Linked DNA regions of Homo sapiens: regions 1 and 2 are each linked to region 3. The links are chromatin loops, found by intact Hi-C in ENCODE. Cell type or tissue: A673. All regions are shown on one strand. Links, peaks and the distances in the headings refer to the core of each region. The heading gives the core; the rest is flanking DNA. Region 1 has its middle 150 kb from the start of SIPA1L1. Region 2 overlaps PCNX1 (pecanex 1). Region 3 has its middle 180 kb from the start of RGS6.

Region 1 (8,461 bases), core at 391-8,390, 590 kb before region 3:
AACTATGATATATCAATAAAAAATAAAATATAATTTAAAATTTTAAAAATAACAATAAAAAACTCTTTCTAATGGAAATTGCTATAGGAAACATGTTAATGAGAATAATAGCTTGAATTGAGAAGAAAACATTATTAAAACTAGTTTCTTTCTTTCTTTCTTTCTTTTTTTTTTTTGAGATGGAGTCTTGCTCTATTGCCTAGGCTGGAGTGCAGTGGCAAGATTTCGGCTCAATGCAACCTCCACCTCCTGTGTTCAAGAGATTCTTGTGCCTCAGCCTCCCAAGTAGCTGGGATTACAGGCACCCACCCACCACGCCATGCTAATTTTTGTGTTTTTAGTAGAGACAGGGTTTTACCATATTGGCCAGGCTAGTCTCAAACTCCTGACCTCACGTGATCCACCCCCCTCAGCCTCCCAAAGTGCTGGGATTACAGGTGCAAGCCACTGTGCCCAGAGCTGCATAGCTGGAAAGAAAATTTTAAAAGCCATAAACAAACAAAAAGCATTTGAAGCATTGGAGTTTATACAGTCCTATTAAAGAAAGAATATTGGATACATAGGTTAGATACAAAACTGGTTAACATGCTACAGGGCAATTAACCCTAATCTTTGAGGTTATCTTTTCTACTGGATGGGAATCATTTGCATCTACACAATTCTGCAGGCTAACATGTAACTTCAGAGTTTGAGCCCTCAGTTAATAGTAAACAGGATAGTCAAACAATATAGTACATTCTCCCAGAAGATTAATAATTGTTAGGCAAGCCTGTTAATATTTCAGCACAACATTGAAAGGACATACAAATATCTTCTTGGCCTTATTTCCAGGCTTTGGATAGTTTTCCTTATTATATGTCAGGTCACCCTTAACAGCCATAGCAGCTTGTCAAGGGCACAGCCCAGGGATACCGAACAGATCCTTCAGTGTCAGGCAGGTGGGGAGAAGGTGCTGAACGCGGAGGTAGAACACCAAGGGAAAAGGGCCACACTTTCTAGTTCTCTATATAGGAAGACCAGTTCCTGGTTAATCAGATAGTCTGCCTGCCTGCCCGCCTGGCTGCTTCCTAGGTACCCACAGTTCTCCAAAAACAGGCCCCAAGGAATGTAACCCCTTCTCTGAACTCTATTGCTCTGTCTTTTGCTCATGGCCCTTTCTGCCTGTGACCTCTGGATATTTTAGAATGCACAAATGTGTTGTCATTTTCAGAGTATTTGCTTTTCTTTCACTTCCTGTAGCCTCTACTATGTCCACCAAGTGTGTAGCACACAGCAGATGCTAACGGGCACGGTGCACTGCACATCTCTTTCCTTATCAAAGGCACATACGGACCCTCCATTCTTCAGACATGCGCTCAACATCCCCCTTCTACATTTCCTCCCACATAGACTGTGATCTCTCTCTCCGCTCATCTCCACCCACTATGATCCTACCCACACTTTCAGACACAGCTCTGATGCCACCCTCTCCAAGGGAGTTTCTTCTCCCTACTGGCATGTGTCTCCCTATTCCTAAGCAGTTTTTCTCTGTATTGGGGCCTCCTTTTTACCCTGCCATGGCCCACGGGTATTTACACTTCACATTGCCCAGGGTAGTGGGCTCCCAAAGACAAGAACCTGGTCTTCATCACCTCTGTCTGTGTCCAAGGCACCTAGTGATGCTAAGCACATGTTCTCTGGCTCAGGCAATGGCAAAGTGAGCTCAGGGGTGGCTTTTTCTGCCTTCAGCAGCAAATTCTGTCTTGTTTGCTGTTGGCAGCACTTCAGGGCCCATCACCTGCAGGAGTCAGACCTCAAAGGTGCTGAGCAGGGGACATATGGCGCTTGTCCTCTCCCGACTAAGGGAGTCCTTGGTGAATGGCTGATCTCAGCTGGAGCATGTCCCTTTCTGCTTAATCAGCTGTTCCTTACATTCTCTGCTGGTGGGAGGCGGGGTGGGGGGTGAGAGGGGGGTGGTAAGTGAGGCAGCTGCTGCCTTTGCTATGGCTATGATTCTGACCTGCAGCCACTGCAGGATCTGGAGCCGGGACCTGATGTCGAGGCCTAGAGTCCCTCAGTGCACACCCAGAGAGCCCAGTGGGTCGCATGAGCTTCTGCTGGGAAAAGGCCTGGCCTTTCCTGTGCAGGTGGATGCTCCAGGAGAAGGAGCAGAAGCTTCATAGCGGCAGAGAAACTCTAGATGCAAGCTGCTCAACTTGTGGTCCACGAACCACCAGCAAGGACACCAACACATGAAGCTTATTAGACACACAGAATCCAGGGTGTCATCCCAACCTCCGGAATCAGAACCTGCATTTTAGGGAGAGCTTCTAAGTCATGCGTATGCACATTAAAGTGTTAGAATCACTGGTCAGTTAATAGCCAGGCTCATTTGTAAGTGTCCAGCCCTACTGCTGCAAACCAGTATATGAATTTGCAACAGCTACAATTAAGCACATCGTTAATTCAACCTGGAATGCTCTAAGGCAATATAGCTGAGAGTTGGATGGTGTTTGATTGTTTTATAGCAAGAGACCAGAAATGCTCAAATGCTGCCTTATTTTTCACACACACAAAGTGACAAGTACAGAGTAGGAATGAATATACCATTTTATTAATAGCTGAGCCAGAACCCAGTAACCTCTTTGCAGAATGGTGGTAAAAGCTGGGTGGGCGTCCACAAGCCATACAGCCTCATCCTACACCTGAATCTCAGTCTCAGGCTGCATGGAAAAAGGAACCTGAGGGCAGAGCTCCCTGCCAGGGCTTGCCCTTGGGCTGACTCTCAGTCACCCTCCCTCACAGGCACAGCGATAGTGGGGAGAGACAGGCAGGAATGTGGGACTGAGCATGCGATGATCCTGCTCACCAGTAAAGGGAGAAGATGAATGTCTGGAAACTCTGACCAATCTGATAAGCAATGCCTTCTCCCTCAGGGCCACCAGGAAGGCCCAGCCAGAGGCAGCCCCGGCACAGCTGCAACAGGGAGGGTGTGGCAGTAGAAATCGGCTTCATAGGTCTTTCATGGCCGCAGCCCCTGTGCTGGCTGAATGCTGAGTCCTCAGTGGACATCTTGTCCTTATCTACTCACGTGTCCCTAAACACTTGCTTTTGAGATACTTTCCTTTTTTTAAATTGCTTTATTGAGGGAAATGTACATACTATAAAATTCACCCATTTTAAGTGCACAGTTTAGTGACTGTATCTATGATTGCTGATACAGTTTATTGTCAGGGTTGTGCAACATCCCCACCACCTAATTTCAGAACATTCCCATTACTCCAGGAAGGAACCGCATGCCCACTTCCTGTCACTGCCCCCTGAACCCCAACTCCCGGCAACTACAGATCCACTTTCTGTGTCTCTAGGCTGGACTTTCCTGAGTGTCCAGACGCTTTGGCGTTCAGGAACTTTCCTTATCTCGATTTCCTTATCCCTCTCATCTGCCGGTGTTTTCTCCTGTCAGGGGAAGGAGTGATTTAGAAATGCCGGGAAGTAGCACAGTGCCTGGCACATGGTAGTCACGCAATACATACTTTAGACTGATAAAAACCCGGGCTGCCATTTTAAGAGTATTTGCGTCTTGTAAGGGTGGAAAGGGGTGATCTCAAATGAATGAGCCCTTTAATGGGAGTATTTCAGACCCCGTAGCTCTCACAAACCCACACCACTGGGAAGAGTTTCCCCTGCCATGGGTGAGACTGGCATGCTCCTTGACTCTGAGGATGTCATGTCTTTTAGAACAAGGTGCTCCCTGTCCACAAAGTCTTCAGATTCAGAACCATTTCACCCCCAATCCCTGACTCCTTGCTTATCAGCACCTGCCCTGCCCTTTGACTCCCGGGGTCAACAGAGTCTCTCTCGCACTCTACAGGTTCCCACTTCTCCAGGATTTTGAGTCTGAGTTCCTGCCCATTTTCCCCAGCCTGCCAGGCCCTCTGATGTGGAATTTTATTGTGCAGATTGCCTGGCAAATCTTCCAGCCCTTTTCCAGGAACCCTCCTTCTTTTGGGCAGCACTTACCTTCCTGCAACAGTTATTAAGTAACTGTCTTTCTGCTTCAAATTAACCTGCTCTATCCTGCTCTGGGAGGTGGAGGCTGGAACTTCATGAGCAAATTTCTGCTTTCCCAGCTGCAAAGCTTTTCCTGCTGAGGCTCTGCACATAGGGGGCATTAGAGAGACGCAGAAAGGCAAGAGAAGGTGAAGGAATTTGCTGCTGCTTAGGGTTTTCTGTCTACTTGTGTTCTGAATTTTATTTTAAGCTCTATTGAGGTATAATTTACATACTGTAAATTCACTCCTTCTAAGCTTCTTAGTGTACCATTTAATAATGTTAGTATACTGACAGAGCTGTGCAACCATAGCTACAATCAGATCTTACACTATTTTCATCACTCCCTAAAGTAACTCTGTGCCAGCCTCATCCCCACCCTAGGTGACCATTAATCTACTTTCTGTCTCTGCAGTTTTGATTTTTCTGGACACTTCATTTAAATGGAAGCATACACTTCACTTGGTGTCCTGTTGCATATGACTTCTTTTACTTAGTGTGATATTTGTGAGGTCTATCTGTGTACTAGTATCAGTATTCTGTTCCTTTTTTTTTTTTAGATAGGGTCTCACTCTCTCACCCAGGCTGGAGTGCAGTGGCACCATCTCGGCTCACCGCAAGCTCTGCCTCCCAGGCTCAAGTGATTCTCCTGGCTCAGCCTCCCAAGTAGCTGGGATCACAGGCGCGTACCACTACTGCTGGGTTAATTTTGCATTTTTAGTAGAGATGTGGTTTCACCATGTTAGCCAGGCTGGTCTCGAACTCCTGACCTCAAATGATCCACCCACATCGGCCTCCCAAAGTGCTGGTGAGAGGTGACAGCGTGCTGGCAGTCCTCACAGCCCTCGCTCGCTCTCGGCGTCTCCTCTGCCTGGAAGCCCACTCTGGCCGCGCTTGAGGAGCCCTCCAGCCCACTGCTGCACTGTGGGAGCCCCTTTCTAGGCTGGCGAAGGCCGGAGCCAGCTCCCTCAGCTTGCAGGGAGGTGTGGAGGGAGAGGCGCGGGCGGGAACCGGTGCTGCGGGCGGCGCTTGCAGGCCAGCGCGAGTTCCGGGTGGGCGTGGGCTTAGCGGGCCCCGCACTCGGAGCGGCCGGCGGGCCGCAAGCCCCGGGCAGTGAGGGGCTTAGCACCTGGGCCAGCAGCAGCTGTGCTCAATTTCTCGCCTGGCCTTAGCTGCCTCCCCGCAGGCCGGGCTCGGGACCTGCAGCCCGCCATGCCTGAGCCTCCCCACACTCCGTGGGCTCCTGTGCCGCCCGAGCCTCCCCAACGAGCGCCGCCCCCTGCTCCACGGCGCCCAGTCCCATCGACCACCCAAGGGCTGAGGAGTGCGGGCGCACGGCACAGGACTGGCAGGCAGCTCCACCTGCGGCCCCAGTGCGGGATCCACTGGGTGAAGCCAGCTGGGCTCCTGAGTCTGGTGGGGACTTGGAGAACCTTTATGTCTAGCTAAGGGATTGTAAATATACCAATCAGCACCCTGTGTCTAGCTCAGGGTTTGTGAATGCACCAGTGGACACTCCTATCTAGCTACTCTGGTGGGGACTTGGAGAACCTTTGTGTCGACACCCTGTATCTACCTAATCTAGTGGGGACACGGAGAACTTTTGTGTCTAGCTCAGGGACTGTAAACGCACCAGTCAGCACCCTGTCAAAACAGACCACTTGGCTCTCTGTAAAATGGACCAATCAGCAGGATGTGGGTGCTACCAGATAAGAGGATAAAAGCAGGCTGCCCGAGCCAGCAGTGGCAACCCGCTCGGGTCCCCTTTCACACTTGCTCTTTGCAATAAATCTTGCTGCTGCACACTCTTTGGGTTCACACTACCTTTATGAGCTGTAACACTCACCGCGAAGGTCTGCAGCTTCACTCCTGAAGCCAGCAAAACCACGAACCCACCAGGAGGAACGAACAACTCCAGACGCGCCGCCTTAGGAGCTGTAACACTCACCGCGAAGGTCTGCAGCTTCACTCCTGAGCCAGTGAGACCACGAACCCACCAAAAGGAAGAAACTCCGAACACATCCGAACATCAGAACGAACAAACTCCGGGCACACCGGCTTTAAGAACTGTAACACTCACCTCGAGGGTAGGCGGCTTCATTCTTGAAGTTAGTGAGACCAAGAACCCACCAATTCCGGACACACTGGGATTACAGGTGTGAGCCATCAACCGTGCCTGGCCCCTTTTGGTTGTTGAATCATGGTCCATTGTATGGATGTAGCAGGTTTGTTTGACCCTCTGCGATAGTGCAGTCCTATGGCGGCAACTGAATTCAATTTGCAGTTTTCCTACCTCTTGTTGAATCAGCTTTATTGCATTCCCGTCAGAGATACGAACCAGCTGGCGCCTCTGGCACCTCTTTCTCAAAAACCTGGGTCCCCTCCTTTAAATTTCTAACTTTTAACTATTCCAACCTCTTCCCTTTTTCCCTCCAGCCCTGGGGTTAGCAGCTGTCTCAGGCAGCTGTTAACTCTGCCACCCATTCGAGTTCTCTTTTTACCTTTTCAGTCACTCGATTCACTATTTTACATATAATTCGAGATTCTTTATATTAGGCTTTCTGTGTTTAAATAACTACAGTGGTTTCTGTCCCTGGACTGTCCTAATGCTAGCCTGTGTTCTGAATTGAGCAAACAACTTCCATGACACTGCTGCCCTGGACCTGATTGGTTTAGAAGAGAGCATGTGAGTCAAGATGGACCAATCAGTGTCCTTCCTGGATTTTTTTTTTTTTTTTAAATGAAGCTTGGCAAGAGGAGGGAGGTGAGTAGTGCCTTTTCCCTCTCTGTTGGTGAAGCTGGGGTAATAGTGGATCTGGGAGCTGTCTGTGCCACGGTTCCAGCTGCCCAGGGGAAGGAGCCTTGAGAGCAAGGAGGGAAAACAAGAAACCCACAGGGGGTTTCTTCACAATACTGGAGTGCGGGTTCTGGTGGGTGGTCCCTGGAAGCCCCAACTCTGCCTTCCTGAGGTCTGGATGTGTGAGCTAATCTCTCTGTCTTCCTAATAAATGTCACATCCCTCACCCCACCCCATCCCAACTTAGCTGAGTTGGGTTTCTATCACTTGCAACCCAAGTATGCGAAATAACACACTGAGTATTGGATTTCTTACCCCTGGATTTGTTTCTCCATAACTTACATTTCTCCAAAGCCAGTTGACTGCCCACTGCTCTTTCTGGTCTATGTCCAGATGATAGAGGCCCACTGGGGCAAGGACTGAGTCAATGCCACAGGTATTTGAGCCCTAGAGTAAACCATGTGACCTGGTAGATAGGGGCGGTCTCTCATCCTGGCTGGTGGCTGGTACAAAGGGGGTGGCTGGCATGAGGAATCTCATCATTGGCTGGTGCAAGGGATCAAGTTGGAGCACAAGATCCAGTTTCCATCTTTAACCAGAGAGGCAGCGTGCAGCCCTGCAGGGGAGCCAGTGACATCGCCATGCAGCTAGGAAAGCTCTGTGGGAGGAACTCCTTTCCCTTGGGGGCTGCTGCTGTGCACACTCTGCTCTGATTGGCTCTGCACAAATCAGCGAGCCCTAATATGTCAATCTTTGCTATGATTAGTGCATCAGCTGGCACTGCTACCGCCACCCACCCATTGATCTGTAGGTTTTTACAGAGATGCAAATTAGGCAACCCAATGTGGTGGCCCTCTCCAGGAGGTGAGCGGCTCTTGTGTGCTATCTGTTGACAAGGGGCTGTGGCCAGAACTGGGAATTAGAGTCGTAATTCATATATTCATACACTCTCCGGTGCATTGCCAACTGCAGTGTCTCTCCTCTCTGGTACCTAATAATAACTGAGTTGCCATGCACTGAACACTTACCACCTGCTAGGGACTGTGCTAAGCATTTTCCTTGCATTTTAATCTTCACAACCCTGCGAGAGAGATAACCTTTTTAAAAATAAACTTTTAAATTTTAGAATAGCTTTAGATTTATAGAGCTATTACACAGATAGGTAGAGAGTTCCTATATGCCTCACACTCAGTTTCCTGTGTTATTAACATGTTAGTATGGTACATCTTTCACAATTGATGATTCAGTATTGATACTTTATTGGTTTTGTTTTGGTTTTTGGTTTTTCTTGAGACGGAGTCTTACTCTGTCGCCCAGGATGGAGTGAAGTGGTGCAATCTCAGCTCACTACAACCTCTGCCTCCCGGCTCAAGTGATTCTCTTGCCTCAGCCTCCTGAGTAGCTGGGATTACAGGCGCATGTCACCATGCCTGGCTAATTTTTGTATTTTTAGTAGAGACAGGTTTTCACCATGTTGGCCAGGCTGGTCTTGAACTCCCAACCTCCTCTGCTCACCTCGTCCCCCCAAAGTGCTGGGATTACACGCGTGAGCCCCCAGCCCGGCCTTGTTTGTTTTGTTTTGTTTGAGACAAGGTCTCACTCTGTCACCCAGGCTGGAGTGCAGTGGCACAA
Region 2 (8,461 bases), core at 191-8,190, 770 kb before region 3:
ACTGAATGATTTTCCCCTTTATCAGCAAAGACGTGGATTAGATCCAGTTAGTGAGTTAGAATCTTCCAAGCCTCTTTCTGGATCCAAAGAATCCTTGGTGGAAAATTCTGGTTTATCTGGGGAATTTCAGCTTGCTGGTGACTTGAAAATCAATACTTCTCAGCCACCCACAAAAAGTGGGAAGAGCAAACCTTTGAAAGCAGAGAAAAGCATGGACAGCTTGAGGAGCCTGAGCACACGGAGTAGTGGGTCAACAGAAAGCTACTGCAGTGGAACGGACCGGGACACTAACAGTACTGTCAGCAGCTATAAAAGTGAGCAGACCAGCTCAACTCACATAGAGAGCATCCTGTCAGAGCATGAGGAGTCTCCTAAAGCAGGAACAAAAAGTGGGAGGAAGAAAGAGTGCTGTGCAGGCCCAGAGGAGAAGAATAGCTGTGCCAGTGACAAAAGGACTAGCAGTGAAAAGATTGCTATGGAAGCGAGTACCAACAGTGGGGTTCACGAGGCCAAGGACCCCACCCCCTCTGATGAGATGCACAACCAGAGAGGTCTCAGCACCTCTGCATCTGAAGAAGCCAATAAAAATCCCCATGCAAATGAATTTACTTCCCAAGGGGACAGACCACCTGGGAACACTGCAGAAAACAAAGAAGAGAAGAGTGATAAGTCAGCTGTTTCTGTGGATTCCAAAGTGCGTAAAGATGTTGGTGGAAAGCAAAAGGAAGGGGATGTTCGACCTAAATCTTCTAGCGTAATCCATCGGACAGCTTCTGCCCACAAGTCAGGCAGGAGACGCACAGGAAAAAAACGGGCTAGCAGTTTTGATTCAAGCCGGCATAGGGACTATGTTTGCTTTCGAGGTGTTTCTGGTACCAAGCCACACAGTGCTATATTTTGTCATGACGAAGACTCTAGTGATCAGAGTGACTTGAGTAGAGCATCAAGTGTTCAGTCTGCTCACCAGTTCAGCAGTGATAGCTCTTCTAGCACCACTTCTCATTCCTGTCAGTCTCCTGAGGGCAGATACAGTGCTCTAAAGACCAAACACACTCATAAAGAAAGGGGCACAGACTCTGAACACACACACAAAGCTCATTTGGTTCCTGAAGGAACCAGCAAAAAGCGTGCAACACGACGGACTTCTAGCACAAATAGTGCCAAGACTCGTGCCCGAGTGTTGAGCCTGGACAGTGGCACAGTAGCATGTTTGAATGACTCAAACAGGTTAATGGCACCTGAAAGTATAAAGCCCTTAACCACTTCAAAATCAGATCTTGAGGCCAAAGAGGGAGAGGTGCTAGATGAGCTATCTTTATTAGGACGGGCTTCCCAGTTAGAGACAGTCACTCGATCTAGGAATAGCTTGCCAAACCAGGTTGCATTTCCTGAAGGGGAAGAGCAAGATGCAGTCAGTGGAGGTAAGTAAACTGTAAGAAGAGATTTCTGTAAGACTCACTGCTTTTTCATACTATTAATTAGAGTAGTACTTACTAAAATATGCTTCTGTTAATATTCCCCCTTCCACTGTGTTATTAAAATAAGCTTTCTTGAATGAAGAAGTAGGTGATTATCTTAGAAAAGGTTTTGGTATGAACACCAAGAACATATTTTTTGGTTGCAATACTTGAATACGTCAATTTGTTCTTGATGGTGTCAAGAACACCAGTTTCTAAGCCAGTTGCCACCTGTTAATGTTTTGCTGGGAATAACAAAAATTAGCCCTCTTCCTTTGTATAGCAATAGCAACAATAAAATATATAATTATTTAAGGGCACCAAACCAGTTTTAATCAACTCTTATACAGTATATGACACTGAACTTTCAAAATTAGATCACTCAGCCTATTATATAAGAGTTTTACAAATATTACTTTAGATCTGATTATGTACATTGAGAATTGTGGCTCTTTTTTTAAGTCTGTATCTTTGGTTTTATTTCTTGCTTACTCAAGTTTTAGGCGTTACGAAAATACTATTTTTTTCTATAATTTCACACATTATTCTTAAAGTTTATTAAATTCAGATTTGTAGTTTATATTGACATTTGGTATCCATTAATTGATGTAAGATGCCCCCATAATAACAGTGATGGTGTTCTGGTTAAAGTAATAGCTTATTTATTTCAGGTTTTTGGAGAATTGTGCAAATTTGGATAGGTGATTTTATATTCTGTCAGTGTGTGTTGGCCTCTTTATTTCAGAGTTATTTCTTGCTGTGTTCTTCTGCCCAAGATAGTTTGTTTATTTGGTTCTGGTTTTTATGGAATCTGCTTCTTGAATAGAATCAGAAAAATCAGGTCTTTTGTTGTTAGTACCTTAGCATTTTTAGCCTCTACCCCTATTCCCTTTATTTATGCTTGTATCATTAGTTTTAAAGTTATAGTCTGTTTGATACAGTAATGTTCAGTCATTTATTAAAAGTTAAGCTGGATTTTGTTTGTACAAACATTATGAAACATATGAATATATGCTTTTTCTCAAAGATGTTAATTTCACCCGAAGTATTTTAAAAGTCCATATTGTGGTAAACATTTTCTTAGATTTTTTTGGGGGTCAAGTTTCTAGCCAGATTAATTTCTAATGGGAACGTAAAGAAATTTTCTAGTACCTAAAGAAGAATATAGTTTATCAAACCTAAATATTGAGAACTAATTATATCTGAAGTGGTTATAACCATTTGGTGACAGTAGAGTAATTAAATTCCCTCGAGTCTTTGACCTGGATATAGTTCTCTCTTTTTTTTTTTTTTTGTAAACAACCTGAAATGCTTGTAGTGATTTCTCACACAAATCATATCAGATATGTTCACAGTATGCAAGAAACCATTGGATTTTAAAATATAGCTTAATTTTTAAAGTTATCAAAATGAATTTTAAGTCAACATGCTATGATAGAAAAATATTGCTGTTCTGAATATTGTGGAAATGTAAATACTGAAAAAATGTGTACAAAAATATGTAGTAAATTCATGCGTTTATATTTAAAATGTCATTTCCTTTTCATGGGGACTGTGAGGTGTTCTGTTTTTTAGGAAAAGTTACCTGAAAGGTGTTATTTGCTTCTCGGTGCTGTTCTTTAAGCTATATTAGCCCTTGTTTTTCTAGGCTCTAGCTTTTGTTTTCTTTTGTTTGTACTGCTTTTTTTTAATTTAAATAACTCAATTAAATGTTAATAAGAGATAATGAAATAAAAATATCTGCTTTGGTGGAAGAAATGTAATAGTCTGTGGGCTGTTTAAAAACATTTTTTTGCCTGGGGCAGGCATTGCACAGGCTTTTTTAATTTGAGCTTCATTGGGTTTAGAATACAAATAAGAGCAAAACTAAAGCACTTAAATGTGTTGGGGGTTTTTTAATTGGTTTTTATCATAACTAAATATAGGGGTTTTGTTGGGAGTTTACTTGGGCTTTTTGAAAGGTTGGAGGTGGTAGAAGGGGATTTGTTTTGGTTCTTATTATTTAAAAATTACAGAGACTCTCAAATACTGTTTAAAGATACTTGTTTATGTTAACATTATCTGTTACAGTCCTGTCTGACAATTTAGAAGAAATGTTTCTGGGCTATCCTTCCTTACATACTGTACTACTGAAACCTGTCAACCATCATGTTACTGCTTGGCCATTCATATACCTATGCATAAACCATAGGTAGATTTTATCCTAAAGAATATGAAGGTGTCGATAAGTTCTCCAACGATTTCTTTTCATTTTATTTTAAGGTAGGTGGTGGTGGTAGTGTAGAGAGATGGAATTTAGGAAATAGACTTTAAAGTACTAAAATAAAGTATGCTAAAATAGGAGGTAATCTAGTTTAGTGACATGGAGTCAGATACCTTTGTTAGTATGTGGGCTCCACTGTTGTGACTCTAGGAAAGCTACTTACAAACCTCAGCTTCCTCATCTTAAAATGAGATGATTATAGTATCTATCTCATAGGGTTGTTGTGAGGACTAAGGAGTTAAGTTCCTGGCACACAGTAAATGCTTACTAGTGCTGCTGTGACTGTTCAAGGCCAGTTAGTTATGCTGCACAGTGTAGCCTGTCGTTTAACCTTACTAATTCAGTGGTATAAAATTAAAGTAGAAGAAAGTGATTAAATGTAGAAATAAACTAGAGATAGTCTAAGTGTGCCATTGTGAAACTCAATAGTAAAAATAAAAAATTCTGATTCCCTAGTTTCTTACATAATGCCAATAGGAAAAACATTTTTATTAACATCAATTTAGTGACATGGACCTTATTTTGGCAGTAATATGTCATATAACATCTTTTTTAGTCACGTAACAAGTGATTGTTTTCATACGTCCTGTCATTAGTCAAGTTCTTTGGTTAAAACTGAATTTCATCAATAATGGTTTGTGATTACTGAGACAGGAAATATGTTTTAAGTTCAAACTAAGTCATTTTCTGTTGATCTCTTGTTTTGTACTTAATTTTTCTTTTTAAATTATAAGGCATATCTTTATGACTAATATTTTAAGAAATGAAAACTACATAGAAGCTATATGGTAGAAAAATGTCCTGTGTTTTCTAGCCTGTATTACTTTTAAGGAAGTCGTTTTCTTTTGGACCGTTTAAACTTATTTCCTGTGTGATTCAATACTGTTGTTATAGCATATTTTCTGTGTCACTTAATGGATTACAAAGAATAGCCCGAGTGGAGAGGTTTGTGTTTACTTACTATTCTTTGTGCTTTTTTTCTGAATTGTTTAACTTCTATTTCTCTGTGAAATTTATTTTAAATATAATGTTTGAGTCACTATTCTGTAAGCATGAAATAGGATCCTAATATAATATTGTGTTGGGAACCAAAAATAATCTTCAAAGAAACAATTATTTAAAGAAAAGTCAGATCTTTTCAATAAAAATTTATGAGGGTTTGTGCTATACACATAAATTGAAGGTGTGTTATTTTGTACCCAGATATCATTGAGCATTAGACAGAAGATAAAGACCAGTAAACAGACAATAAAATGCAAATTGTAGCTTTTGTACTTTACTAAATAGAAGGACTCTCAAGTCTAATAAACTTAATTTTCTGATTTCCCAGTTCACATGGAAAGTTAGAAGCAGTAAATTAGTAGAAGGGATGGGTACTTATAGAAGCTGAAGTAATGACAGCAGAAGAAATACACAGCTAACCCTAAAAGAGAAGCTGTAATAACTGTACAAGCCAAAGCAGGAAACCCAGCGGTGTGTGGTCATTAAATGCAGGGACAGACTATCATTTTAATAGTGTTCAAAGACATCATAATAGCATAACTTAATACTGTATTAAAGTATAATGCTATACTCATTGTATATGTGGCTGACCTTGATTTCATTAAGGAAAGATGTTCTTTACTGTGAAAAAAGCTTAGACATATATAAAACTGCACAGAAGAATGCTTATTAAATACAGCAAAATAGGTTTGGCAAAATTATCTTCCTTTACAACAATATCAAGAAAAGTGGTGTTTATTGGTGAAGCAAATAAATGTTTGTATATAGAATTCCCAAAACCAGCCCATGCCAGATTTTTTCAAGTAGGAACAAACATTACAGTGTTTTTCTTTCTCTCAGCAGTGAAGTTCTGGGAATCCAACGGTTACATTTTCATACCACCTCTAATTACTGTCTTAATATTCTGGCAGGCCATTAAATCTGTGCCTCAATTTCCTCAACTGTAAAACAGGAATAATAACCGTCTAGACCTGTCTCACAGTTAACTGTCAGACTCCAATGAGCTTAAACCTAATGACTGTAGAAATGTGAAAATGCTTTATGTATTGTAGGTTCATTATATAAACAAAGACAGTGATGTCTTTCATTTGTAAGGATGTGTCCCCTCTCAAAAATGTCACTTCGAATACATGTGTTCATCACTACTGACCCTTTATTAAGGGACTCTCCTGAAAGTGGATGCAAAATTGTATCTAACGGGTTGATATCTTTCATCCCATTCACAAAGGACTAAAAAGGATTAGAAATCACCTATAAAAGTATAAGTAATACTTAAGCTATATTTGTTTGGCTGGTGGACTTGTGGAAAATATCAGTAAGGATGTGCAAATTATCTTTAACGCAAAGCTCAGCTAATAATTTTTTTTTTTCTTGGGACGGAGTCTCACTCTATTGTCCAGGCTGGAGTGCAGTGGTACAATCACAGCTCACTGCAACCTCCGCCTCCCAGGTTCAAGCGATTCTCCTGCCTCAGCCTCCCGAGTAGCTGGGACTGCAGGTGCCCGCCACGACACCCGGTTAATTTTTGTATTTTTAGTAGAGATGGGGTTTCACCATATTGGCCAGGCTGGTCTCGAACTCCTGACCTTGTGATCCGCCCACCTCGGCCTCCCAAAGTGCTGGGATTACAGGCGTGAGCCACCGTGCCCACCCATAGCTAATAATTTTGTTACTGTTTGCTCTGGTTCCTTGGCTTGTCAAAAAGTAGGCCAGTCCTTTAAAATGTTTTCACAGATGGAAATTATTTTAATTCAGAATTGATGCTTAGAAATTGGGCAGTGTTTGGCTTCCCAGAAAATGACACTTAAAAACATTTATTTATTTACTTATTTTTTGTTATTTCCAACAAGAATGAGCTTGAAAAGCATTTGTTTTTTCATTGGAACAAAATCTTTGTATGTTGATGGTAGCATCGTTCTTGGCTGACAAAGAAACTAAGAAAGGGAAAAACTATTTAGATAAAGTGGATTTCATGCCTAGACTAAAACATTCCTTTTAGAATGTTTTTGCAAAATTACTTGAATGTTTATGTCTTTATATAGTAATTTTGTTGTTGGGTAAAATCCCTTTTATCCTGAACATTACAATGTGTTTCAGAATGTTTGCAGATGCCTTTTCTTTTTCTGAGATATATATATACTTGTTTCATACTTTTGTCATCTTTCTTAAGAATTTAATTTCCTAATAGCATTTTTTCTGATCTTTTTGAAGTACTAAATGCCTATTTTTATTTTCGTGATCTTTCCAGATTTACACCTTTTCCCCCCACGATAAACATTTCTCACTGGAAAGAACACTTGAGCAATTTCCTCTGTCTAAATTTTTATTAATTTAATTGAAATTGAGCTACTGCAAGATGCCAACCATAGCAGTACATGACAACTAGAAAGTGACTTATTACATATTATTTCTTTCATAAATTAATCAGGTATATGATTGACATCATTTTTTTTTTGAGACGGAGTCTCACTCTGTTGCCCAGGCTGTAGTGCAGTGGCACGATCTTGGCTCACTGCAAGCTCCACCTTCTGAGTTCACGCCATTCTCCTGCCTCAGCCTCCCGAGTAGCTGGGATTACAGGCGTCCACCACCACGCCCGGCTAATTTTTTGTATTTTTAGTAGAGACGGGGTTTCACCGTGTTAGCCAGGATGGTCTCAGTCTCCTGACCTTGTGATCCGCCTGGCTCGGCCTCCCAAAGTGCTGGGATTACAGGCGTGAGCCACCGCGACCTGCCGACATCATTTTTAAATAGCATCTTTATCTGTGTGTATTTATACTCACAGCTTCCAATTTTTGAGATAGAATTTGGATAGCCATTACCTCCTACCTCATTAAATTTTGCTCTTTGGGCATCCCAGCTATTCTAAAAGTATATTAGTGCCTTTAATGCTTTCTATGCTTTTATTCACAGAGTAGAACCAACTGATAGTCTATAATTGTAATACTACCATAAAAAATAAATAGTTGCACTAAAATAATTCATTTTAGAATGTGTAGAATTTTCCTTATCTCATTGAGATAAATGTGAAGTAACTCCTGAGGTGGGAGGTATGTATTATGGATTAAACTTCCTTTGTTATCTTCAGGAATGGACCAGATCACAGCTGTCTAAAATGTAAGAGGATATTTTTGGTTTGTCCATGAATTGAACTTAGGCATTTAGTAAATGCTTAAACTTAATTGAGTGATTGCATCAGTATAACAAAAGGAAACAGCTAAATTATCTGAAGGGTCCTCTTATTTTTATTTTATTTATTTTGTTTTTAATTTTATTTTATTTTAGATGGAGTTTCACTCTTGTTGCCTAGGCTGGAGTGCAGTGGCACGATCTTGGCTCACTGCAACCTCCGCCTCTTGGGTTCAAGTGATTCTCCTGCCTCAGCCTCCCGAGTAGCCGAGATTACAGGCGCCTGCCACCACACCCGCTAATTTTTGTATTTTTAGTAGAGACAGGGTTTCATCATGTTGGTCAGGCTGATCTCGAACTCCTGACTTCAGGTGATCCACCCACCTCGGCCTCCCAAAGTGCTGGGATTACAGGCGTGAGCCACTGCGCCAGGCCTGAAGGTTCCTCTTAAACTTATTATGATTGTGAAGTCAGTCTTTTTAACACAAATAAATGATTAGAAAGTTGAGATTTGTACGTTAGAAAAAATACATTTCAAAATATACAACTCTCTGGATATATACCCTTGGAAGTATTTTATACTTCTTGTCATTCACGGTTTTTGAATTGC
Region 3 (8,461 bases), core at 258-8,257:
GGCTGCCCTGCCTTCTGCACCTTGAGACTGGGTGTGAGCTCAGCCTTGGGAGACCTGTCAGCTTCAACCCCTCAACATCTCCCTCCTGTGCTCAGCTACATGCCCTGCCAGCTGAGCCCAAATCCTCAACTTGACAGAGAACTGGCCGTAGGGTACAGCAGGAAGTGGAATCAAGAAAAGCCCTCAGCTGGAGGTAAAAGACACAACCACAATCCATGAGCCACAGTGAACGTCTCTCGCATCACTGATGCTCTAAGAAAGATGCTGTTCAGAGGGGGAAGTGACATCCCCCTCCCCTCATACTTGAATCTTCTCTACTTCCCAGCCCTGTCTAGCCAGTCTCTGCTTCCACAGCTTCTGTGCTGTCAGAGGCTGAGCCTCTCTTAATGGGGGTGACATTAACCACTGCCCCAGGTTAGGGACAGCCTCCTCTGGTCCAGCTGTGGGCCTCCCACCCCTCCCCTCTGATTGGCTGTTCTGCAGTGCGGTGGTGGGAAGGGGTCCACATGGGGTAATCAGATAGGGGCCAAGCATAGTTCTTTCCTCAAAGGCAGGGAGAGCATAATTGTCAACTCTCCTTTGAGGCAATAGGAAATACTTGCAATCATTCCAAGTAGGCAGCAAAGTACACAAAAGCATTGAGTTTTCAGTATTGTGACCACCTGAATATTCGTATCCTGCCCATATTGCACTCTGCAGTAAGGCAGCTCCAAGAGTTGCAAGGTTCTGTTACACTAAACCAAAATCTGCCTCCATCTAATTTCCACCAGATAGTAACAAAAGGTACACTTTCTGAAGCACTTCCCATGCTTCTGGCACTTTCCTGAGCACTTCGCGGCTGTCATCCTGTCCTTGAGTGGCTCTGGGAGCTCAATTGTCCCATTATCCCTTGGTTGAGGAAGCTGCAGCTCAGAAGGGCTAAGGAGATTGCTCACCCACTTGGTTGGATTCGAACACAGGTCTGTTGGATTCCAATGCCCTGGGCCAATGCAGCTCCCAGCCTATAGGGTCTGATTCCCTTCCCCTTTCCTGAGGCTGCCCTTCCCTGTTTGGAGGTGGCTGCCTTATCCTGTCCCTCTCCCAGCCTCTTCTCCTGGACCAAGCATCTTGGGCTTCCCACTGCTGCTCCCTGCCTTGGTCTCAGTCTCCCACCCTCCTGGGCTCCTTTCAAAGACAGGCAGAAATGAGCACGGCATTCCGGCACTGGTACTGGCCCTCCAACTCTGGATCCAATATCCTTAGGATGCATGCAGCCTATGATTACCCCATTTTTTTGGCGTCCTGTCTCACATAAGCTCAGAGGCGATCCCAACACCTAAGGTGTTTTCACCTGTGGTGTTTTGGGGTTATTTCTTCTCCATTCAAAATGGAAAGGGAAGAAGACATGTATCTCAGTTAAATCTCATCTTACAGATCTGACCAACTGTTTCAGTCTGTTGAGTAGTTTGAACAATGCTGATGCTGTCATTTATCACAAAGTGTGCTGTTGGACCTAAATGTGAGTCATACGCCTCTGAGAGGACCCTGATAACAACACTGACTGGCTGAGGTCAGGCTCTGTGGTCACCACCATCCAGGATGCATCATTTTATATATTTTGAGACAGGGTCTCACTGTCACCCAGGCTGGAGTGCAGTGGTGCTAATCTTGGCTCACTGCAGCCTTGACCTCCTGGGCTGAAGCGATCCTCCCACCTCAGCCTCCTGAGTAGCTGGGAGGTGCTAACCACCACAACTGGCTAAGGTAGAGATGGGGTTTTGCCATGTTGCCCAGGCTGGTCTAGAACTCTTGAGCTCAAGCAATCCACCCACCTCGGCCTTCCAAAATGTTGGGATTATGGGCATGACCTGGCCTCGATGCATCATTTTAAACAAGCCTCCTTGGCCAGGTGTGGTAGTTCATGCCTGTAATCCCAACACTTTGGGAGGCTGAGGAGGGTGGATTGCTTGAAGCCAGGAGTTCAAGACCAGCCTGGACAACAAAGTGAGACCCCAGTCTCTATGGGATGGGGTGAGGTGGGGGATTGGGGGGAAGAAACAACAACTAGCAAGGTGTAGTGGCTCACACCGATAGTCCCATAGTCCCAGCTACTTGGGAGGCTGAAGGGGGAGGATCCCTTAAGCCCAGGAGGTCAAAGCTGCAGTGAGCTGTGATTGCAGCACTGTGCTAGCCTGGGCAACACAGAGAGACCCCATCTCTTGAAAACAAAACAGAACAGGCCTCCTTGAGAAGTGTCATTCCACCTGTTATGAATCCAGGCTTAATCCAAAGCCCCTACTCTCACTTCTTCCAGGTTCCCTCCTGGCCCCGCTGCCCCTCCCTGATCCTTCAGCCCCAGGCATCCTGTAGTATCCGAGTGAGATAAAGGCAGACTTTGGCTCCTCTGATAAACTTCAGCAGTGTGGATCTCTCCGCCCCACGTCATGAGTGATCAACGTTCTTCTGTGGAGACTCCTGGCGTCCAGCTGAAAGTCGTGCGGCTGAGACCTCCGCGGTGCCACAGAGAAAATAGGTGTGGGGGCTGCACGGGGCCTTGAAAACTACCCAGATACCCCCGTGGAGAACGCTGGTGGGAGACTGGGCGTTCCTCAAAGTCCCGAGTGGCACAGCTGTTAGTGCTCATCTCCAGAAACCCACAGCACCTGCCCCCACGAAATCTGTGGAGAACACGAGCAGGCGGTGCAAATAATTCTGACTCCTCGGCGGAAGAACAGGAATAAGAAGGCCCGGCCTGGCCGTGGGTTGCTGGGTGAAAAGCAGCATTGCATTCGAAATGTTAGTTCATTGCAATAAATGGGTTCAGCTCCTCTTTGGAAATATTACTATAGCACAAAGTACTTTATGAAAGCCTTTTTAAAAATCAGATATTATCAGATAGTTGGTTAAAGAGCTGATTAGCTTATCAAAATGTCTGCCTATAGACGAGGAACTTGGGGCGCTCAGCACAGAGACCCCCATACCTTTTCCTGTGTGCCCACAGAGTAAGCGTTCTGAGGGCCGAGGGGAAGAGGCGACATGCAAGTTCCCACGGAGAGGAAGAATTGTTAATGGCAAAAGAATCCCAATGGAAGGTAAATTCCCTCTGATATTACACCGTGAGTCTCTGAGAAGCAACACCAGGCTTTAATAGACAAACGCGGTATTTCCTCCTGATTATTTAATTGGCACGGGAGAGCCACGCAGGTTACGAATTTGTAAGAAAACCCCAGCGGGCCCTGTTTCTGATCCCTTGGGAGGCATTCATTTAAGAAAACTTGTATTTTCTGTGTGCCCCAACTTGCACGGGGGGCGCCAACAAGCTCTGGGAACAGATGGGATTTCAGAAGCCGGGCCTCAGCGCCAACCGCGGGCTGCTGGCTCCCTCTGCTGTCCGAGTCCTCACTTGCGTTCAAGTGAAAGAGCGCGTTTCCCTCCTGATTCTGTGCCAGGAGAAATCCTGAAGGCAAGAAGACTGGGCTCAGAGCCAGGGGCCCTCCCGGGATTTGATAGCTCCTATTTTGATTTGAGCAGGACCTGCAGCCTTGTCAGTGTCTGAGCTCATGGGTAAGGTTGGGAGTAACCATTCACTGGCCAAGTGGTACCCCCCACCCCTGGGGAGGAGGAGAACAATTTCTTTCAAGGACTTTTCTGGGTACCCGGCGTGGGGAGTAAAGAGGGAGTCTCTGGAAGCAAAAGGAATCCTGAGAGGCCTGGGCAAATGACACTGGCTTTGCTTGAACCTGGAAGGCCAGATGGAGGAAAAAGAACTTCTGTTGCTGGGCGCGGTGCCTCATGCCTGTAATCCCAGCACTTTGGAGGCCGAGGCGGGTGAATCACTTGAGGTCAGGAGTTCAAGACCAGCCTGGCCAACATGGCGAAACTCTCTCTCTACTAAAATACAAAAATTAGCCTGGCGTGGTGGTGGGCGCCTGTAATCCTAGCTACCCGGGAGGTTGAGGCAGGAGAATTGTTTGAACCCAGAAGGTGGAGGTTGCAGTGAGCCAAGATTGCGCCACTGCACTCTAGCCTGGATGACAAAGTGAGACTCCGTCTCAAAAAAAAAAAAAAAAAAAACTATATATATATATATATATATATATATATATATATATATATATATATGTATATTCTGTTGATGGTTCGCATTGTTTTCTGCCCAGAATCCCCACTGTCCTCTCCTCAGGCTGATGGCAAAACTTCTCCCACCCAGATGACCTCCCTCCACCAACACCTGAGAGGCCCTCAGGCGATCTGATGCGAGGCCAGGCCGCTGGGGGCCTCCGGCAGGGACAGTCCGCAGAAGGAGGAAGGCAGATGGCAGAAGCGGCAGTGCTGTCCGGTAGGGAAGGCCCCGACGTCCGCCCTTCCCCAGACCGTGGGCTCCCCTCGCTTCCAGGGGTGGAGGAGAGAAGAGCTGGAGAAACGTGCCACGACTCAAACAAATTTACTTCCGTGGTGGATTCTGATTTTTTTGAACAAAATGAGGTGAGAAATGTCACATTTCTTTCTTCCTGCTTCAAGTCAAATCTAATCTGGCGAGGCTGGAATACAATTCTTTTCATGACAGAGGCTCTCTTCTTCCCTCTCGGGGTCCTATCGGGGTCCTATCAAGGTCCCGGGGTGCGGGCAGGAGAGGCCTCTGGTTTCTGGTTGCCACTGGCTGGTTTACAGACCCCTCGTCCTCACCCCCCTGGTCCTCAATGCCCTCCTGTTGAGCCAGGGCGTGGAGGTCACTGCACAGGCTGGGCCCGCCTCCCCTGCTGAGTTCAAGCGGTTATTCCCCTGAGGCCCTGCCGCATCGCTGGGACTGCTCAGAAGCTGGAGACACCAGTCACCTTTCTGAGCGTGGGAAGCTCTCACATTCCATTCTAGTCTTCCTGCCTCCTGAGCCCAGCCCTAGGCAGGCTCATCCCAGAGAAATGGGCCCTCACAGTGCCACCCTTAAACCTGGACAAGAGGGGCACCGTGTCCCTCTTATGGGACCTGCATATCCCCAGGGGGCACAATGTGTGAAAGAATGCCTAGCGCTTCTGTCACTGAGATGTGGCCCCTAGAGCTGGCACAGGGTCACCTGTAACCCTAAACAGATGCTGTCCTCAGGAACACTGTTCAGGCCTCAGAGAAATTGCCTTTTCGTCCCCACCCCCCTTTTTTGAGAGAAAGGGTCTCACTCTGTTACCCCGGCTGGAGTGCAGTGGCACAATCACGATTCCCTGCAGCCTCGACTTCCTGGGCTCAATCGATCCTCCTGCCTCAGCCCCACAAGTAGCTGGGACTACAGGCGCGTGCTACCACACCCGGCTACTTTTTGTATTTTTAGTAGAAATGGGGTTTCATCATGTTGGCCAAGCTGGTATTGAACTCCTGGTCTTAAGAGATCCGACTGCCTTGGCCTCCCAAAGTGCCGGGATTACAGGCATGGGCCACAAAGCCTGGCCTGAAATTGCCTTTCTTATCTTTCACCCTGTGTCTTCCAAACAGAAGGTGGCTGTGACAGAGTGGCTTGAAAGTTTAGAGGCTCCCAGAGCGGCTTGAAAGTTTAGAGGCTCTTCTGCTCAGAAACGTGGAAAGGATTTAAATATTAGAAGTGCCTAGGGCGGAGGGAAGACAGATTAATTCACTTGTCAAATACTTTCTTCCAGCATCAAAGCTCAACAAAGTGTTGCTTCTCAATAGTACTGAGTCCTTTCTCTTGCTTCTCTTTGTGTTCTAATTCATGGTTTCAGTTCTTTGATATTCACAACAGGTACGCATGGTGGCTGAAGGGTGCTTTGTGATATTAAACAATACGTATTCCTCTTAAATGTGTGTATGTAAAGGCTAGAGGTAACATGTTTGAAGCGAAATGTCGATTCTTTATATTGTTAACTCTATAGAAAATGACCAGTAGAATTTAAATAGTGCTATTTTTATAAAAATGTTTAAGATTTAATCTAAATTCAAAATATCAAATAAAAATTTCAGCTTTTAAAAAAGCTTGATTTACTTTGTTGTTTAAATTTTGTCTTTTATTTTCATTAAAAAATCTTTTGATTTTTTTTATTTTAAATAATAGAGGCAGGGTCTCACCATGTTGTCTAGGCTGGTCTTGAACTCCTGGACTCAAGTGATCCTCCCACCTTGGCCTCCCAAAGTGCTGGGAGTACAGATATGAGCCACGTTGCCAGGTCTGTCTTTTAATTTAAAATGTGTGGCTGGGCACAGTGACTCACACCTATAATCCCAGCACTTTGGGAGGCCCAAGTGGGTGGATCATTTGAGATCAGGAGTTCGAGACCAGCCTGGCCAACATGGTGAAACCTCATGTCTACTAAAAATACAAAAATTAGCTGGGTATGGTGGCGCATGCCTGTAATCTCAGCTCCTTTGAAGACTGAGTTGGGAGAATCGCTTTAACCCGGGAGGTGGAGGTTGCAGTGAGCCAAGATCACGCCACTGTACTCCAGCCTGGGTGAGAGAGCAAGACTCCATCTAAAAAAAAATAAAATAAAATGTGTGACTACTTGAGAGAAAAAATTTTTTGAAAACATAATTTTAATATTTTAATTTTTACATTTATGGCAATTCATGTTTTTGATTAGTACATTTTAAAATTGTATTCATTCAGAATACAGTTGCATTGAATTTTTTTAGGTCCTGGATAATATGTGAATAAGTCAAAATAATAAAAATAGAAAATATGGCAGTGGAGCTCTGAAAATAAAAAAGATTGAAAAGAGAAAAGAAAGAAAATCTTCAGAGAAATGGACTGCATGCTTTTTTTTTTTTTTTTTTTTTTTTTTTTAGGCGGAGTCTCGCTTTGTCACCCAGGCTGGAGTGCAGTGGCGCGATCTCAGCTCACTGCAACCTTCACTTCCCAGGTTCAAGAGATTCTCCTGCCTTAGCCTCCCAAGTAGCTGGGATTACAGGTGCCCGCCACCACGCCCAGCTATTTTTTTTTTTTTGTATTTTTAGTAGAGACCGGGTTTCACCATGTTAGCCAGGATGATCTTGAACTCCTTACCTTGTGATCCGCACACCTCAGCCTCCCAAAGTGCTGGGATTACAGGCGTGAACCACTGCGCCCAGCTGACTGCATACATTTTTAACAAGTGGAAACACTAATAAAAGTGAGCAGGCTTGCATATCAAAAAAGCACTCACACCATTACTAAACTGACAAAGGAAGACTTGATAAACAGCCAAGGTCAAAGGTTTCAACAAAGACAAGGAAATAGGTGTGAAGGCCTGAAATAATATTATGTGTTCAATGTTTAGCTAAGTAAGTGATGTTTTTGATGATAACCACAGATTATTTACAGAATATTTACAGAAAACAAGGAATAATCTTAAAACTTACTAGAAATAATTTTGAAATTTGATGCGAAAATGGCTGAAACAGGCTGAAAATTAAAGAAATAGTCCCTTTCCAGAATGGAGAATTCAGAACAAGATTGTTATGAGTAATACAGTGAGAAAAGAAATCATGCATATAATATATCCAAATCAACTAGATCATTCTAGAGATAAAAGACACATTGAATCACTAACATGTATTATGTATACATCACTGAACTACCAGAAGAAAACAAGGGCATTGAAAATAGTGAAGGTAGTTAATTGGTTTTACAAATATTGTAAAAAATATTTTTAAGTGAAGAACTAAAAAACATCTCAACTTTGGGTGTTGATTTAAAGCAGAGGTGTTTATATAGAGGGCTAAATAGTAAGCATTTTGGTCTTCACAAGCTGGACTGAGCCTTCAGTCTTTCTGGCTATTTCAGGCATAAAGAAGAGGTCCCAGGATAATACCAGGGTCAGCCTATTCCAGACAGAAAACTTCAGGAAATGCTGAAAAGATCACAGTATCCTTAGCCCAGGATGCTGGGGGGGTTCCTGTTCACAACGGTGCTATTCTAAGGGACTTCTGCCAACTTAGAGACCGAATCTAAATTTCTCAACATCGTGTTTACTGCCTGCCACTAAAAGAACAAATTAGACATGCCTGCGGCACATGACATTTTATAATCTCTTATTGGTGTTGCATATTTTCTTTGTGAATATTTTAATGTTTTTATTATTTAATTGAACTTCCATATCTTTTAAAAGATACAGGCTATCTGACCAACCAAGTCGATGCTTTACATTGCAAATTTAGTATAGAATAATTTTTGGTTCTTTAATTTTTTTTTTAGGTTTCTTTCTGTGGTCCAACCTACCACCCTCATATTTCCAGCAGAAGGAACATGAAATGAAAAAGGAAAAAAGCCCTTACAATATCATACGAGTTTCTCTACCAGCACATCATGCTGGTGTCCTAAAGAAGCCAGACAGCAGAGTTAACGGGTACAAGTTTAAACGTTGTCATCATATTTTATTCTGTGTTCAAAACCACTTTCGTGATTTCCCTAATAACACATGCAAAGTCTCCTTTGAAGTTATGGAAGAGGGGCGGTGTGTGTGTTTTCTATTTTTCTTTTTTCTAAATGTACCGATAGGCTGGC

The links. A loop is a pair of places that touch in the nucleus more often than their neighbours do. Peaks named below come from ENCODE experiments on the same cell type or tissue, not always from the same donor. Only the 100,000 strongest peaks of a DNase experiment are listed, where the experiment ranks them.
Region 1: a loop joins it to region 3, with 8 times the contacts of the local background. A loop is called at or near these places in 3 of 110 quality-filtered maps.
Region 2: it touches region 3 in a loop (4-fold over the local background); 2 of 110 quality-filtered maps call a loop at or near these places.

Annotation. Positions count from the first base shown.
Region 1 is chr14:71,162,516-71,170,976 of GRCh38, forward strand. No RefSeq gene overlaps it. Among named protein-coding and RNA genes, the nearest start is that of SIPA1L1, 150 kb to the right of the region's middle. In A673, for the core only: a CTCF peak has its summit at 4,142; DNase peaks (open chromatin) are centred at 4,136 and 7,466.
Region 2 is chr14:70,977,228-70,985,688 of GRCh38, forward strand. PCNX1 (pecanex 1) reads left to right here. Exons shown (of 36, transcript NM_014982.3): 6 at 1-1,421. Among named protein-coding and RNA genes, the nearest start is that of PCNX1, 74 kb to the left of the region's middle. In A673, for the core only: no CTCF peak of the experiment used is centred there; a DNase peak (open chromatin) is centred at 4,584; H3K27ac peaks cover 941 bases.
Region 3 is chr14:71,749,886-71,758,346 of GRCh38, forward strand. No RefSeq gene overlaps it. Among named protein-coding and RNA genes, the nearest start is that of RGS6, 180 kb to the right of the region's middle. RefSeq lists enhancers at 4,110-5,024, 8,402-8,461. In A673, for the core only: a CTCF peak has its summit at 3,363 (motif pointing left); a DNase peak (open chromatin) is centred at 3,386; H3K27ac peaks cover 598 bases.